Regions from separate parts of the Homo sapiens genome. Here region 2 is linked to region 1. A link is an interaction called in ENCODE POLR2A ChIA-PET data of the cell type or tissue named here. Cell type or tissue: CD4-positive, alpha-beta T cell. All regions are shown on one strand. Each heading gives the region's core, and the rest is flanking DNA. Links, peaks and the distances in the headings are about the cores only.

The links. Peaks named below come from ENCODE experiments on the same cell type or tissue, not always from the same donor. Only the 100,000 strongest peaks of a DNase experiment are listed, where the experiment ranks them.
Region 2: POLR2A ChIA-PET joins it to region 1 with 13 read pairs; 6 of 35 experiments call an interaction of 5 or more read pairs at or near these places.

What each region holds. Positions count from the first base shown.
Region 1 is chr14:31,306,591-31,315,570 of GRCh38, forward strand. It overlaps HEATR5A (HEAT repeat containing 5A), which reads right to left. Exons shown (of 36, transcript NM_015473.4): 28 at 6,378-6,600; 29 at 2,344-2,592; 30 at 1,303-1,430; 31 at 142-289. It also overlaps the pseudogene LOC124903438. Among named protein-coding and RNA genes, the nearest start is that of HECTD1, 100 kb to the left of the region's middle. In CD4-positive, alpha-beta T cell, for the core only: no CTCF peak of the experiment used is centred there; no DNase peak of the experiment used is centred there.
Region 2 is chr14:31,225,322-31,234,301 of GRCh38, forward strand. No RefSeq gene overlaps it. Among named protein-coding and RNA genes, the nearest start is that of HECTD1, 22 kb to the left of the region's middle. In CD4-positive, alpha-beta T cell, for the core only: no CTCF peak of the experiment used is centred there; a DNase peak (open chromatin) is centred at 4,560.

The DNA.
Region 1 (8,980 bases), core at 1,861-6,860:
AAAGTAAAATAAGGCCATGCCTAGACATGTTTTATTTGTACCACACACAAAAGATTATCAAAACTATATAGATACATTAAATAATACTTTACAAAAGAATGATGCTATTTGATCAACTCGGCATTAAAGGTTAACATTTACCTTCTGCACTTCGTCTTTTTTCCTTCACATGTTCTTGAGCAGCACAGATAATCTGCCTTACCACTTCAAGTGAAGCCAACTGAATGGAAGGTGATTCTCTGGTTAAAATTACTCGATGTAGAACATTCAGCAATTCTATACCCAAGTCCTATCATGGAAATCATGTACAGGACACTGTATTAGAAATTATACATTTCTTTTGTAAAAAATACCAATGCTAAATGCCATGACAAAATTCAGAAAAACAGAATGTAACAAATTGCTTTAGTGCAATAAAGTTAAGTAACGCTCCATTTTAAATCAACTCCAGAGGCCGGGCACAGTGGCTCATGCCTGCAATCCCAGCACTTTGGGAGGCTGAGGTGAGTGGATTACTTGAGGCCAGGAGTTCGAGATCAAGCCTGGCCAACATGGTGAAACCCTGTCTCAATCTGATTAATGCTTTAAACCTAATAAAAGTTAGTATTAAACACTTAAATAATAGACAGTCTTTGCAGAGGAAATTATACTACTCACTTATCTTAACATCCAAGAGTCAATAACAAAAGTAATCTACTTGATAAAACTTGATATCAAAAGTATCTGCCCAATGCATACTTGCCCTTGAGAAAAGCACTCAAAGAGAAGTACCATACTTTGTACAGGAACCCTTTTCCCATGGCCACACCCAAGTCAGATATTAGTACCTGACTCCACCTGTAGGCTAGCCAGCAATCTCTTAAAAAGACCTGGGGGGAGAACTTAGCCAACAGGAATACTTTGTAATGGACTGTAACTACATGAACCCATTAGATTCTCTCTTGGGGAATGGAATATAAGATACAGGTATATACACAAAAAGCAGGGTATGCAGAAGCAAAAAGAGACAAAGAATAAATGCCACATGTAATTAGTGGCTACTGTCCTGGACAATGCAATATAGAACCCTCCCATCATTGCAGAAAGAAGCAGAGACAGAAAAGCGGCAGAGTAAGAGGCATGATTGTTTTTGGGTCAACACATATGCTTATGGCATTCTGGTTCCAAGGCCTAGCTGTGAGGCTGTATGGTTTAGAAAAAAAATTTCTGTGTGTTTACTTTCTGTTAACTATAGAAACCTGAACATGTTTCTCTTCCTTAAAGACTACAGAAGCCTTACAAAAAAAACCCCAGATAAATCACCTGATCACTGCCAATTTTTGATCTGGGCCAAGGTACATCTAGAAGTGCTTGCAATGCATGTAAACAAGCAGTTATGCTTTCCATGGTTGCATCTGAACGTAAGGAACATAGAAATTCCACGCTGATTCCTGTGGAAAGCAAAAAAAGAGGAGGAGGCTTCTTTCAAATTATTAGTTTATGAAATTAAGTAATTAATCTTATATTTTGGTAAGATATATAAACAAACAGTAAAAAGGTAATACAAATAAATCACAATGAATTTAAGACTAAACAATTAAATGACAAGTCACTTAATAGTCTGTTTCTATCTACATGTACAAAAAAAATAATCTATGCCGGGCATGGTGGCTCACACCTGTAATCCCAGCACTTTGGGAGGCCAAGGTGGGCGGATCATCTGAGGTCAGGAGTTTGAGACCAGCCTGACCAACATGGAGAAACCCCGTCTCGACTAAAAATACAAAATTAGCTGGGCATGGTGGCGCATGCCTGTAATCCTAGCTACTCAGGAGGCTGAGGCAGGTGAATTGTTTGAACCCAGGAGGCAGAGGTTGCGGTGAGCCGAGATCGCTCCATTGCACTCCAGCCTGGGCAACAAGAGCAAAACTCTGTCTAAAAAAAAAAAAAAAAAAAATCTAAACTAGGCTTGTGCACTAGTTGCTTAGTTGCTATGAAACAGTTCAAAGCTGCAAAAATTACAATAAAATTGCACCGGAAAACATATGGAGTTTCATAACTTTACTTTGGCTAAAATTTACTGGGTGATTACCAAGTATCACTGTGCTTTGACATACATCTTTTTATTAAATTCTCGTAATAGTTGACAAAGTAGGCACTATTATTGACACTAATTCTGACATAAATGAGCAGAGAGCTTAAGTAATTTATTTATATTTTTATTTTCAGTTGACAATAATTGTGAGCTTGAGTTGAAATCGTGCCACTGTACTCCAGCCTGGGTGAAAGAGCAAAACTCCATCTCAAAAAAAAAAAAACAAAAAACCCCTAAGGTTGTAAACTTGTAAAAGTGGTTTAACTGACCTAAAATAAGATGGAATCTATCAGTGTAGACATCCTCAGGGGACTTTATGGTAGCCCCAGATGATGAACCCTGACACATGGAAGTTGGTGTTACAGGCCTGGAGAGATTAGATGCTCCTTCATCTGGGTCAGCAACAACAAAACCCGTGCTTGTAAGCCACAATGCTGTAGCATGGAGGATAAGTGCCCAGGAGTTGTAATAATGCAATTTTGCATTTTCACTAGTCTCTGCTGTGTAGAAAGCACCACCTAAAGCAAACAGTTTCAGGAAAAATAAGAGATTAACTTCCAATATATTTTCTCTTTTTTCTGTTACAAGATATAGACCATTTCCATCACTCCGAAAGTTCCCTTGTACCCTTTTTCAGTCAGTTCCCTATACCCTAAGGCAACTACTTTCTAGTTTTTATCAGCACAGATTAGTTCTGCCTATTCTTGAACTTCATATAAATAGAATCACATATACATATGTACTTATTTGTGACTAATATATTGTTAACAAAATAACCTAACAACATTTTTAGAGATTCATTCATGCTGCTGTGTTATCAGTATTTTGTTATCAATGTTCTTATTTTTACTGGGAGTACAACTGATAGGTCATAGGGCTGATCTACTTTTAACTTCATAAAAAGTTTTCAGCCTAATTAGTAACTTTTTATAATTTAATCATAAACATTTTAAAACAAAATATGTGTATATGTGTGATTAAAATAAATACCAATACCCATTTACCGACTTCCAAGATGAACATTAACATTTTCCCTGATTTTCTTAAATCTCTCTTAATTTTTTTCTTTTTTTTTTCAGACAGTCTCACTGCAGTGGCGTGATGTCGGCTCACTGCCAACCTCTGACTTCTGGGTTCAAGCGATTCTCCCGCCTCAGCCTCCTGAGTAGCTGGGACCACAGGTGTGCACCACCACGCCCAGCTAATTTTTTGTATTTTAGTAGAGATGGGGTTTCACCATGTTGCCCAGGTTGGTCTTGAACTTCTGGGCTCAGGCAATCTGCCCACTTCAGCCTCCCAAAGTGCTGGGATTACAGGTGTGAGCCACCGCGCCTGGCCATTTTTTTGCTTAAAAAACCTAAAACTGTTAATACCACTAATTCTTGCCCCTCCTTCCATGACTACTTTCCTGAAGCCAGTAAGAATGACTCCTAGATATGGTCTTATACTTTCACAATAATGTATGTATTCATTAATAACATACGCTATTTTTTTTTGTGTTTAAACGTTTACTTAAAAGGCATCATACTGTATGTATCCTTTTTTTTCTTTGTGTAGATGGGGTTTCACTATGTTGTCCAGGTTGGCCCTGAACTCCTGAGCTCAAGTGACCCTCCCACCTCAGCCTCCTGAGTAGCTGAGACTACCAGCATGCACCACTGTGCCTGGCTTACATGCATCCTTTATTTTTTTTGGCCAGGCACAGTGGCTCATGCCTGTAATCCCAGCACTGTGGGAGGCTGAGGCAGGCAGATCACCTGAGGTCAGGAACTCGAGACCAGCCTGGCTAACATGGAGAAACCCTGTCTCTACTAAAAATACAAAAATTAGCTGGGCGTGGTAGTGCACGCCTGTAGTCCTAGCTACTTGGGAGGCTGAGGCAGGAGAATTGCTTGAACCCAGGAGGTGGAGGTTGCAGTGAGCCGAGATCAAGCCACTGCCCTCCAGAATGGGCCACAGAGCAAGACTCCACCTCAAATAAATAAATAAATAAATAAGTAAATAAATAAATAATTTTTTTTCCACTTAACATTATGTTTTTAAGATTTACTTACAGTTGCTATATGTCTGTCATTCATTTTTCTGTTGTGTAAATAAATCAGTTTATTTTCATGTTGTTTCCATTTTTATGCTACTGAAAAGTACAACAAACACTCCATATATCTTTTTGTGTATAATTCCAATGAAAATTCTAATAGAACTAGGCTGGCCACCATAGTGTACACCATAGTCCCAGATGCTTAGGAGGGTGAGGTGGCAGGATCACTTGAGCCCAGCTGTAGTGCACTATGATTGCTCCTGTGAACAGTCATTGTACTCCAGCCTGGGCAACCCAGCAACACCCTGTCTCTAAAAACCAACCAACCAACCAACCAACCAACCAACCAACCAACCAACCAACCAACCAACCAAATACACACACACAAAACTAGTAGAACTTTACAGGCTCATCCTAAAATTCATATCAAAAAGTAAAAATACAATGATAGCTAAGACATTTTGGAATAACATGAAGAAGATTAAGAGCGGCTACAAAGTAACCAACCCATAAAATGCAGTACTAGTAACTGATTAAAAATAAGAACCCTATCCCTATTTCCACACACACAAAATAAATTCCAGTTTTACCAAAGTTCAAAATGTAAAAGGCAAAACTGTAAAGCTTGTATGTCTTTATGATCTTAAGTTTAAAAATGTATGCGGTAACATACAAAAACACAAACCATAAATGACTGACTGATTACATTCTTTTAATTTTTTTTTTTTAGAGAGGGACTTGCTCTGTCACCCAGGCTGGAGTACAGTGGCACGATGATAGCTGCCTGCAGCCTCCAACTCCTGGGCTCATGAGATCTTCCCACATCAGCCTTCTGAGTAGCTGGGACTATAGGTGTACTACATCACACCCAGCTTATATTAGTTTAAAAAAGGTAAAAGAAAAGGACAAGTTACAGACTGAGAGAAAATACTTACAAGACATGCAACCACAAACGAATAGTGTTGTGTATATATATATATATAAAAAAGATTAAACAATCAGGAAGAAAACAATTGTTATAAATGAATTTCTGATGCTGCAAAAGAAACAGCACTCGGATATAATTTTAATTTCCTCAGCAAGGCAATTTACTTTTGCAAAAGGGTGTCACTCGCATCAATCAAGATCGCAAGTGCACACCAAACAAAGGAGACAAGGGGGTTTTTATATCCTAATGTGATCTGTATCTCTGTGTTCTTCCCCCATGGGCTGTGGACTGCACAATCTGAGCTGACCCGAATGGCCACTTGTATATATTTTTCTAAATATGGAAGGGAGGGGGACGTGAGGTCCAGTGGTGGAGCATGTGGGACGTGCAGTTTCGGGAGGACAATGGGTACAGGTAACCAAAGGAACAGATGTGAGTTATCAATTAAAACTGACAGGGAGAGGGTAGGCTGTTTACAGTAAGTAGAGGCAAGGAGAAACAAGAAAGTTGAGTTTGAGAACAAAGGGTAAGGAAGTTAAAGGCTAAATCTTTTGAAGAGAAACTCAGAAAGATTCATTGTATCTTACAACAAAATAAATACCAAATAGCAGATGGGCAAAGATTATGACTACATTATTTATGGAAGAAACAACTTAAAGATTCTTAATCAAGGAAATAAGAAAATAAAACAATGAAATATTTCATAGCCATCAGATTGGCAAAAATTATTAAGTATGATAATACAGTGTGGAGAAATGAAAACAAGTTGCTGGTGGGTGTGTCCTTTTTTTTTTTTTTTGAGACAGAGTCTCACTCTTGTCACCTAGGCTGGAGTGCAGTGGCACGATCTCAGCTCACTGCAACTTCAGCCTCCCGGGTTCAAGCAATCCTCCTGCCTCAGCCTCCCGAGTTGCAGGGATTACAGGCACTCACCACAACACTTGGCTAACTTTTGTGTTTTTAGTAGAAATGGGGTTTCACCATGTTGGCCATGCTGGTCTCGAACTCAGGACCTCAAGTGATCTGCCTGCCTCAGCTTCCCGAACTGCTGGGATTACAGAAGTTTGAGAACAGCCTGGCAACAAGGCAAAACCCCATCTCTACAAAAGATACAAAAATTAGCTAGGCGTGGTGGTGTGTGCCTGTAGTCCTTGCTACTTGGGAGGCTGAGGTGGGAGGATCGCCTGAGCCCAGGAGGCAGAGGTTGCAGTGAGCCAAAATTGCACCATGGCACTCCAGCCTGGGAAACAAAGTAAGACCCTGTCAAAAACAAAAAAAAAGAAAAGAAAATGTGTTACTGTCACTCTAGGAATTATCTAAGTATTTTATCTCCTTACCTTCAGCAGGAAGTTGGGAGGCAAATTCTGAAGGCAAAGTTAAAAGAGCAAAATCCTGAAGTGCAGCAAGCCAGAGTCTGCTTAGTGTGCCAAGATCTGCATAGACTAAGTCAAGCAGTCCATCTGATGAACATGATCCATTTCTGATACCGTCTTCTAAACAGGTGGTAGTCTTCAAAGGTTGTCTGTGGTTTTTATGTCTTTGCACAGCAATTATGTAGACCTGTTAAAGGTTAATTTAAAAACAGGAAAATCTTTTATCTGCTGAAAAGGTGCTATAAAATTTTTATATCTTCCTGAAGAGGCAGACTTACCTTTGAGCATACTGGACTTGAAATGCACTGTGATATCAAGAAGGCCTGTCTGTGTAACTACACACAGAAAACTGGGGTAGAAAGAGTCAAAAATACTATCTTCAATGAGATGCATTAGGGATAACAAATATCTGGTAAATATGATGCCACTTCTCACATTTACAATCATAATATTATATCACGGCACTCTTTCTCACTAAGCCTGGTATGGCCTAATAATCCATCTTAACATACAGCTACAGGTAGCCATCTCTTAACTGAAATACTGAATATATTTTCATTCAAATGTATCACTAAAGCTCTATAAAAAGTGTACACAAATAGATTTAATATGGATTATAGAATGTTAAAGTAAGCAACACAGTGTATAACATGCACTATCCCTTTATCTACAACTCTAAAATCCAAAAAGCTCTGAAAAAACCTAAGTTTTTGGCAAACTAATCTGGTGGAAAACTGATGAACTTATGTGAGGCCATTTAAATCTATATACACAACACAGTATAAATATTCAAACATTAATGTGTTTGATTATAGATTCTATGGTATTGCCCCAGACTTCCCAGATATATATTGGTCAGTCATTATTTATCTTTATTGAAGAAATAATATGAGGAGGTAACAGGCTTAAGCAAAAGCACAGAGATGTAGATTCAGTCTATTTTATTTTATTTTTATTTTTTTGAGAAGAAGTCTCACCCTGTCACCCAGGCTGGAGTGCAGTGGTGCCATCTCAGCTCACTGCAACCTCCGCCTCCCAGGTTCAAGCAATTCTCCTGCCTCAGCTTCCCAAGTAGCTGGGATTACAGGTGCGCACCACCATGCCTGGCTGGTTTTTGTATTTTTAGTAGAGATGGGGTTTCACCACGTTGACCAGGCTGGTCTTGAACTCCTGACCTCAAGTGATCTGCCCGCCTCAGCCTCCCAAAGTGCTGGGATTATAGGCGTGAGCCACCGCGCTGAGGTTATTTTATTTATTTATTTTCTTTTCTTTGAGATGGAGTTTCGCTCTTGTTCCCCAAGCTGGATGGTGCGATCTTGGCTCACTGCAACCTCTGCCTCCCGGGTTCAAGCAATTCTCCTGCCTCAGCCTTCCGAGTAGCTGGGATTTACAGGCATATGCCACCACGCCTGGCTAATTTTTTTTTTATTTTTAGTAGAGACGGGGTTTCTCCATGTTGGTCAGGCTGGTCTCGAACTCCTGAACTCAGATGATCCGCCCACCTTGGCCTCCCAAAGTGCTGGGATTACAGGTGTGAGCTACCGTGCCGGCCTAATTTATTTATTTTTAAAATTTTATATAGAGATGGGGTCTCAGTATGTTGCCCAGGCTGATCTTGAACTCCTGGCCTCAAGTAATCCTCTTGCCTTGGGCTCCTAAAGTGTTGGGATTACAAGCATGAGCCACTGCACCTGGCCAGACCCAGTTTATTGAATCTAGGCACAACTACTTCCTAATGAAGGTTGTGCTAAATAATGACAAAAATAAAGATTCTACAACTTTCAGGTTTAAAATACCTCTACTGGAGGAAACCCTTTTGTACATGTTGGTTAATCTCTTAGATGAAATCTGAGATTACATACCTTCATTAAAATGGTATGTGAACTGGGCCAGGCGTGGTGGCTCATGCTTGTGATCCGAGCACTTTAAGAGGCAGAGGAGAGTGGATCACTTGAGGTCAGGAGTTCAGGACCAACCTGGCCAACACGATGAAACCCCATCTCTACTAAAAATACAAAACTTAGCTGGGCGTGGTGATGCATACCTGTAGTCCCAGCTACTTGGGAGGTTGAGACACGAGAATCACTTGAAACTGGGAGGTGGAGGCTGCAGTGAGCTGAGATTGCTCCATTTGTACCCCAGCCTCGTCAACAGAGCAAGACTCTGTCTACAAAAAAATTATATGTGAACCAAGATTGGTCATGTTTGGTAACTGCTGAAGCCAGGTGATGGGTATATGTAGATTCATTATAAATACTATTAGGTCTACTTTTGCAAATGCTTAAACATTGCATAGTAAATTAAAAAATACTATAGCTTTCTCCTTTATTAGGAAAGTAAATAAGCATCTTACTGTAAGATTTCTTTATCCTTGGAAAATAAAATAACGACTACTTACTATTCAAAAATCATTCTACGAAAGAGCATTAGAAAGCATTACATGCTACAGAGTTGATAGAAGATACAAGGAGACCCAAATTTCCAATAATTCAGGATTCAATAAATGTTGATTTCCACTGGCTACTGTAAGTCTCTCTGGCTCATAAGTAGCACTGCTTAAAGTAGGA
Region 2 (8,980 bases), core at 2,276-7,275, 81 kb before region 1:
GAACTATAGGCATGCGCCACTATGCTCCCCTAATATTTGTCTTTCCATTGTTGAGTTGTAACTATTCTTTATATATTGTATCCTGGATACATGTCTCTTGTGAGATAAACAATTTGCAAATGAAAAAATGGATTTTCTCCTTTTTTTTTTTTTTTTCTGAGACGGAGTTTCACTCTTGTTGCCCAGGCTGGAGTGAAATGGCGTGATCTCAGCTCACTGCAACCTCAGCCTCCCAGGTTCAAGCAATTCTCCTGCCTCAGCCTCCCGGGTAGCTGGGATTACAGGCATGCACCACCACACCCAGCTAATTTTGTATTTTTAGTAGAGACCAGGTTTCTCCATGTTGTTCAGGCTGGTCTTGAACTCCCAACCTCAGGTGATCCACCCACCTTAGCCTCCCAAAGTGCTGGGATTACAGGCGTGAGCCACTGCACCTGGCCGCCCTTTTAATTTCTTCATAGTGTCCTTTGAAGCACAAAAGTTTTTAACTTTGAATTTTAATTTTTTATTAAATTGAAGTTTTATTGAAGTTTTATTTTTTATTTTGTCACATGTGCTTTTGGCATGTAAGGAACCACTGCCTCATCCAAGAGCATGGAAATTTACATCTGTGTTTTCTGCCGAGTGTGGTGGCTCACACCTGTAATCCTAGCACTTCGGAAGTCTGAGGCGGGTGGATCACCTGAGGCCAGGAGTTCGCGACCAGCCTGGTCAACATGGCCAAACCCCATCTCTACTAAAAATAGAAAAATTGGCCAGGCATGGTGGCACGTGCCTGTAATCCCAGCTACTCGGGAAGCTGAGGCAGAAAAATCGCTTGAACCCAGGAGCCGGAGGTTGCAGTGAGCCGAGATCATGCCACCGCACTCCAGCCTGGGTGACAGAGTGAGACTCCATCTCAAAAAATACATCTGTGTTTTCTTCTGAGTTTTATCATTTTAGATTGTACATTTAGGCTTAGGATCCATTTTGAATTAATTTTTGTTTATGTTGTAAGGCAGGAATCCAACTTTATTATCCTTTTTTGGATTAAAGAAATGAATAAATGGATACCTGATCATTTCAGCACCATTTGTTGAAATGACTCTTCTTACCTCATGAATTTCCATGGCGCTCTTGTTGAAACTCAGGTGCCCATAAATGTAAAGGTTTATCAGGATTCTCAATTTGGTTTCATTGATCTGTATTTCCATCCATATGCCAGTAGCTCCATGACTTGATTACTGTGGCTTTGTAGTGTGTTTTGAAATCAGGCAGTGTGAATCCTCCAACATTTTTTCTTTTTTTCTCCTTTTAAAAATTATCATGGGCTGGGCGTGGTGGTTCATGCCTGTAATCCCAGCACTTTGGGAGGCTGAGGCAGGCAGATCACGAGGTCAGGAGTTCGAGACCACCCTGGCCAACATGGTGAAACCCCGGCTCGACTAAAAATACAAAAAATTAGCCGGGTGTGGTGGCAGGTGCCTGTAATCCCAGCTATTCAGGAGGCTGAGTCAGGAGAATTGCTTGAACCTGGGAGGCAGAGGTTGCAGTGAGCCACTGCACTCCAACCTGGGCAACAGAGCAAGACTCCATCTCAAAAAAAAAAAAAATATGGCCAGGCGTGGTGGCTCATGCCTGTAATCCCAGCAATTTGAGAGGCTGAGGAGTGTGGATCACCTGAGGTCAGGAGTTTGAGACCAGCCTGGTCGACATGGTGAAAACCCGACTCTGCCAAAAATACAAAAATTAGCCAGGCATGGTAGCAGGCACCTGTAATCCCAGCTACTCGGGAGGCTGAGGCAGGAGAATCACTTGAACCCGGGAGATGGAAGTTGCAGTGAGCCGAGTTCACACCATTGCACTCCAACCTGGGCAACAAGAGCAAAACTGCATCTCAAAAAATAAAATAAAATAAAAATTACTGTGGCCATTCTGGGTTTCTTACGTTTCTATATAAATTTTAAGATTAGGCCGGGCGCAGTGGTTCACGCCTGTAATCCCAGCACTTTGGGAGGCTGAGGCAGGAGAATTGCTTGAACCCAGGAGGCAGAGGTTGTAGTGAACTGAGATTGCGCCAGTGCATTCCAGCCTGGGTGACACAGCAAGACTCTGTCTTAAAAAATAAATAAATAGGCCAGGCGCAGTGGCTCACACCTGTAATCCCAGCACTTTGGGAGGCCGAGGCGGGCGGATCATGAGGTCAGGAGATCGAGACTATCCTGACAAACACGGTGAAACCCCATCTCTTCTAAAAATACAAAAAAAAAAAAAAAAAATTAGCCAGGCGTGGTGGCGGGTGCCTGTAGTCCCAGCTACTGGGGAGGCTGAGGCAGGAGAATGGTGTGAACCTGGGAGGCGGAGCTTGCAGTGAGCCGAGATGGCGCCACTGCACTCCAGCCTGGGCAACAGAGTGAGACACGGTATCAAAATAAATAAATAAATAAATAAAATAAAATAAAAATAAAATAAATTTTAAGATTAGCATGTTAGTTATAAAACAAGACAGCTGATTTTTATAGGGCTTGCATTCAGTTTATAGATCAATTTCAAAAGTATTAAGGTTTTAATAATATCAGATTTTCTAATTTATAAACATAGAATGTGTTCCCATTTATTTAGTCTGCCCACCTCGGCCTCCCAAAGTGCTGGGATTACAGGTGTAAGCCACCACACCCAGCCCTGGATATACATTTTTAAGAGACAGGACCACCATCATTTAAAGTATGTAACTCAGCCAGGCACAGTGGCTCACACCTGTAATCCCAGCACTTTGGGAGGCCAAGGTGGGCGGATCACTTGAGTTCAGGAGTTCAAGACCAGCCTGGCCAACATGGTGAATCCCCATCTCTGCTAAAAATACAAAAATTAGATGGGTGTGGTAGCGCACGCCTGTAGTCCCAGCTACTCGGGAGGCTAAGGCAGGAGAATCACTTGAACCTGGGAGGCAGAGGTTGTAGTGAGCCGAGATGGTGCCACTGCACTCCAGCCTGGGTGACAGAGCGAGACTCCCTCTCAATCAATCAATCAATAAATAGTATGTAACTCAATGATCTATACAGTCTATTTTACCCATTTTCCCTGGTCCCATTAAAAAAAAACAACCACCTGGTAAAATGAGGTTGAAAAAGATTTCTGTATACCTAGGTGCCAAAGGTGAAATTCTTCATCATAAACATTTAAGGATTGAATATTAGCAGGGCTATCAGTTACACTTAGAACACTAAAGTAGTTGTTGGTGATTCATTATAGGTGAGTTTTGGCCTTTTGCTCCTGTCCAAGTTGGAAACACCTTCCACACTCAGGTTTTGTTGGTTAATAAAGTTTTGACCACAGTAATTCCTGAATATTAATGAAAAGAGTGAGTCAAAGTAGTAAATGACCTGGTTAATATGTACTGGTATGATTCAAACTTACTATACAAAGATACTCATTCTAAGGAACTTACTTTGTCCTTCTCAATCTTGAGGAAAGTTAGCTATATTGAGTGTTCTGCAATCTCACTAACCATTGCATAATTTTCCTTATGATATCCTACTTTATCAAGGGGTGGTTAGCCTTTGCCTTACTCTCTTCCAGCTTTTTAAAAACACATTCTTTGTAACCAAATAAAAATGAAATCTGTTTTATTCTTCTTTCACACTCAAAACAAGCTTTTGATATTCTTGGAGTTTTTGTTTTGTTTAGCAAAATCAACCTATGTCCTTTCATTAATGGTCTGGAATCTTATTAGCAAACAAAATTTGCAGGTGGCTTTTATGTTACTGTTAGTATCACACTGTGTACAGAGGGGACATGGAAGACACTAAAAATAACTAATCTAACCTCAGTAAATGTACTGCACTATATGGGCTGAATATTCTCACAGACTTAAAGCTCTGAGTAAGATAGTATTCATTCCTAGAACAAATGATAATTGAAATCTTTATTCTCTTCTCTTTTAGGGTTCCCCACTTCCTCTTTCCCCCTAACCTGGGCATAGCTACAGGGTTTGTGTGTGTGTGTGTGTGTGTGTGTGTGTGTAAAGAAATGACTTGTAGTCTCAAAAAACTAAGCACAGAACCTTCTTTGCATAGTGATTTCTTCTATCATATACATTCTATATTGTCACATTCATGAAATTACAACAGAATTTGTAATAATACAGCAATGGCTGTTCTCCATTTGAACTATTTTAGTCACTGAAAAAAGTGTGGTGCCTCTGTCAAAGATTTACTTATATATTACCAATGGATTAATAGAAATATATTGAATGTTGATTAATTTGTTTCTTCTAGTTCTTTAATTCTAATATTAAGTTTATTTGAAGCTACAACCCATAAGTGTCCAGCTTTTCATTTCTTTCATAAATAAAGCTGGAAGTGATTATAAGTTCATATCCTCATTTGCTTCTGATTGATGCTTCCTTATAGGCTCTTTCTCCCCACCCCTCTGCTCCTCCCCAGTGTTACACAACACTACGGAGCCAGGAACACAATGTCAACTGTCAACGTCTTTCTAAAGGCAGTGGGTGATATTTACACACGTAAGCTGCTGGCACTAACAAGGTGACTGGAGTCAAATGTAAACCACGGGTTTATCATTCCCAGTCAAATATATTGTGCAATGGGGTAGCAATAGGCACTGTGTGAAAGGTTGCCTAACAAGCCGCCAGCCTTAGGATTAGTCAGCTCCTTGCTGTGAGATGTGTGTGAGCGAGATACTGGAGGTCTCTGGTGATAGAAAAGCACGCTGGCCAATGGCAAGAACCAAAAGGAGGGGAAACTCAATTTTTTGGCAAACAATTTGAATCTTAGCAAAAGACCTTTGTTCTCTGAGGTGCAGAGGCTGAGAGGTTACTGAGAAACATCCAAGAAAAGGACGTTCTCTGTGAAAACTTCCCCTCCTATACAAAACTTTATAAACTGGTACGATTTCTGGCCATTTAAATTTATAGTGAAATCAAAACATGTTTCTGGGGAAATCTTTTTTTTCTTTTCGTAATAAAAGTTGTAATTATTATTTTTTTAAGACAGAGCCTCGATCTGTCGCCCAGGCTGGAGTGCAGTGGCACTATCTCGGCTCACTGCCACCTCCACCTCCCAGGTTCAAGTGATTCTCCTGTCTCAGCCTTCTGAGTAGCTGGGATTACAGGTGTGCACCACCACGCCCAGCTAATTTTTTTTATTTTTAGTAGAGACGGGGTTTCACCATGTTGGCAGGCTGGTCTCGAACTCCTGACCTCAAGTGATCTACCCACCTTGACCTCCCAAAGTTCTGGGAATACAGGCGTGAGCAACCGTGTCTGGCCCAAAAATTTTAATTATTAAAAACAACATAAACAGACTATAGGAAATTAGAAAAACAAAGCAAGGAGAAAAACACTCATAATCCCTTTTGCTAAAACCCAACTATATCACAGTAGCATACATTCTTATTATCTGAACTGTTTTTCATGGTTGTAATCACATGGTTATTTTTGTCATGTGATCATTTTTGGTAACTTGTAAGATTATTTCTTTCTATAGGGTGCTACCTAACAATATTTTAAATAACTGAATAATATTCCATTCACCATATGGTTGAACTAACATTCACTTTATTCCAACAAATAGGCTATTTCCATTTTATGTTTTTATTATAAATAACACTGACATAAACATAACTTGAAATACAGCTTTTCTTACGAAAAATTGTTTTAATTTAAGGTGATTTATATTAAGTATAAAGCTTGCATAAAGCATATAAGAAAAGCTTAAAGAAAAATAATAAAATGGTGAAACCTCATCTCTACTATAAATACAAAAATTAGCCAGGCATTGTGGCACACACTTGTAGTCCCAGCTACTCGGAAGGCTGAAGCACGACAATGGCTTGAACCTGGGAGGCGGAGGTTGCAGTGAGCTGAGATTGCACCACTGCACTCCAGCCTGGGCAACGGAGTGAGTCTCCATCTCAAAAAAAAAAAAAAAAAAAAAAAAAAGAAAGAAAGAAGAAAGAAAGAAAAATAATAAAATGGTCCAGGTGCAGTGGCTAATGCCTGTAATCCCAGCACTTTGGGAGGCTGAGACAGGATTGCTGGAGCCCAGGAGTTCCAAGACCAGCCTGGGCAAAATAGTGAGACCTCATCTCTACAAAAAATTTTAAAAATTAGCTGAGCATGGTGGCATGCGCCTGTAGTCCCAGCTACTCAGGAGGCTGACGTAGGAGTATTACTTGAGCCTGGGAATTTGAGGCTGCAGTGAGCTGTGATCAATGCCACTGCACTCCAGCAGTGACTGTACTGCACTCTTGGGTGACAGAGCAAGACTGTCTCAAAAAAATAATAATAATAACAAGAAGAAAAAATAAGAAATAGGTAAATAAAATGAACAGCTGAGTACCCACTTCCAACTTGAAATATAACATATTGCTTGTAATTTAGAAGTCCCCTCTGTGCTTCTCTTTGGTTGCAGCCAGCTCTCTTCCCTCACAGGAATAATCACTAGCCTAAATATTTTGTTTATTGCATTTTTTCATGTTTTAAATTTTTTCTAAGGATAGATTCTTCCTAGGAAAAAAAACATTTTAATTTTGAGACAAGGTCTCACTTTGTCACCCAGGCTGGAGTGCAGTGGTGCGATCATGTCTCACAGCAGCCTCCCAGGTACAAGCGATCCTCCTACCTCAGCCTCGTAAGTAGCTGGGACTATAGGCATGAACCACTATGCCTGGATAATTTTTTTATTTTTTTGTAGAAATGGAGTCTTGCTATGTCGCCCAGGCTGGTCTTGAGATCCTGGGCTCAAGCAGTCCTCCCACCTCGGCCTCCCAAAGTGGCCAGGGGCCACTACACCTGGCCCTTTCTGGGAAAATTTAATAATTAAGGTGAGTTGCGGTGTTATCAAGGCTAGTTTCTGATGTTCAGCTTATGTTTCTACTCCAGAAATTATCAGGCTTGACACACCCAACTGGGCAGGGCTGGCCCACAGACCAGAGAAACATTTGCTTAGTGAGGAGTTATACTCTGATGGCTTTCTGCAGCATGATGGTATTAGGGGTTAGGCAAGAGAATCTTTACCCTGAAGAGGGATGACTCTGGTTTACCTATGTAAGGGTTACCCTCCCACTTCATAGTCCTCCCTCCTTCTCCCCAGTTATTTGGTTTTTGGTTTGTTGTTTGTGTGTTATTGTTGTTTTAATCACTCGTTCATTTAAAAATGGGCAATTGGCCGGGTGTGGTGGATCATGCCTATAATCCCAGCACTTTGGGAGGCCAAGGCGGGTGGATCACCTGAGGTCAGGAGTTCGAGACCAGCCTGACTAATATGATGAAACCCCATCTCTACTAAAAATACAAAAATTAGCCGGGCCTGGTGGCATGCATCTGTAATACCAGCTACTCTGGAGGCAGAGACAAGAGAATCGCTTGAACTGGGTAGGCGGAGGTTGCAGTGAGCTGAGATTGTGCCACTGCACTCCAGCCTGGGCGACAGAATGAGATTCTGTCTCAAAAAAAAAAAAAAAAAAATATATATATATATATATATATATATAATAAAAATAAAAATGGGCAATTCTCTTTACTGAGCATATTGATGTCTGTCTCTGGAACAAATGTCAACATAATCATTTTCATCTTTACCTAACCCCAAAGAATCAGATTGACCAGATTTATTTGTTTAGTTTTGAAAATGGAGAAACTAAAACAGTTTAAAAATAATTGGCCAATAATAGAACCAATAAGGATGGTCGGCTTCCAAGTACTAGTAAAACCACCTCACTAGGGTGTCTGACCAGATTGACCAGATTTATTTGTTTAGTTTTGAAAATGGAGAAACTAAAACAGTTTAAAAATAATTGGCCAATAAGAGAACCAATAAGGATGGTCGGCTTCCAAGTACTAGTAAAACCACCTCACTAGGGTTTCTGACCACCTGCATCAGAATCAGTTCTGATGTTTCCAAAACTCAGAGATTCCTGGACCCCACTTGAGATCTACTGAATCAGATCCTCTGGATGTGAGGTCCAGGAATCTGCAGTTTAATAAGAAGCCCAGATAACTCCTCAGTATCCTAAACTTGGGAAGCATTATGGTAAAGCAGGAACAGCAACCTAAGAGAAATGATACAGCAAATATTCCTGTATTCTTTAGTGTGTTTATATTTAGGTAGCTTTGAAGTGTGGGGCAGACATCCACTTACTGATCCTGTGTATGGGACCCACTGTGATGTGTATTGCTGGAAGACAATAGAAAGACCAAGTTCTTTACTTCACTACTACTTTAAAATGGTAATACTTGAGGAAGAAGTCACACTTAAAGTGGGGTCTAGGGACCACCTCAATTATCTGTATTAAACTAGCAGTAAATTTTCACTGATTATTGACTAAAAGCAAAAATTAGATATGTAACGGGTGCAGGTGAAGGCAAAATGCCTTCAGCACACTGGGGTTCGGTTATGGTTTGTGCCAAGTGTAGACTGTTTTCTTCTCAGTTTTGAGTAGTGCCCTTGTCTGTGACCTTCATACTCAAAATTGTTTTGCGTGCAACTATTGGCCTGCATAGCACAGACTTTACAATAATTATCTTTGAAGCAGCAATCTCACCAAGCCTAGAGCTGTTCATAAAGAATAAAAGTAGGGGGAAATGATTGGTTGAAAAGAAAAGCTGAAAGATGAGGATTGGAGAAACAATAAAAAGGTAGAAATAGAAAGCCAAGTGGAGTCACGAAAGATATAGCCCAAGTAGTCTGGGAGATACTGCCCTTATTCAAATTCACCCTCGATTAATATCACTTGGGAGATTGCTAAGCAAAACCACCCTTCTGAAAAATGAACCTGAGACCCTGATTGATGCTAGCCTGCTGTCTGGAAGAGTGAAGGAATTCCCTCTAGGTGAAATCAATTGCTCAATGAAAACAATCGTTACTAAAATAGTATTGCTGGCAGGGCACAGTGGCTCACTCCTGAAATTCCAACCCTTTGGGAGGCCGAGATGGGTGGATCACCTGACATCGTCAGGAGTTCGAGACCAGCCTGACCA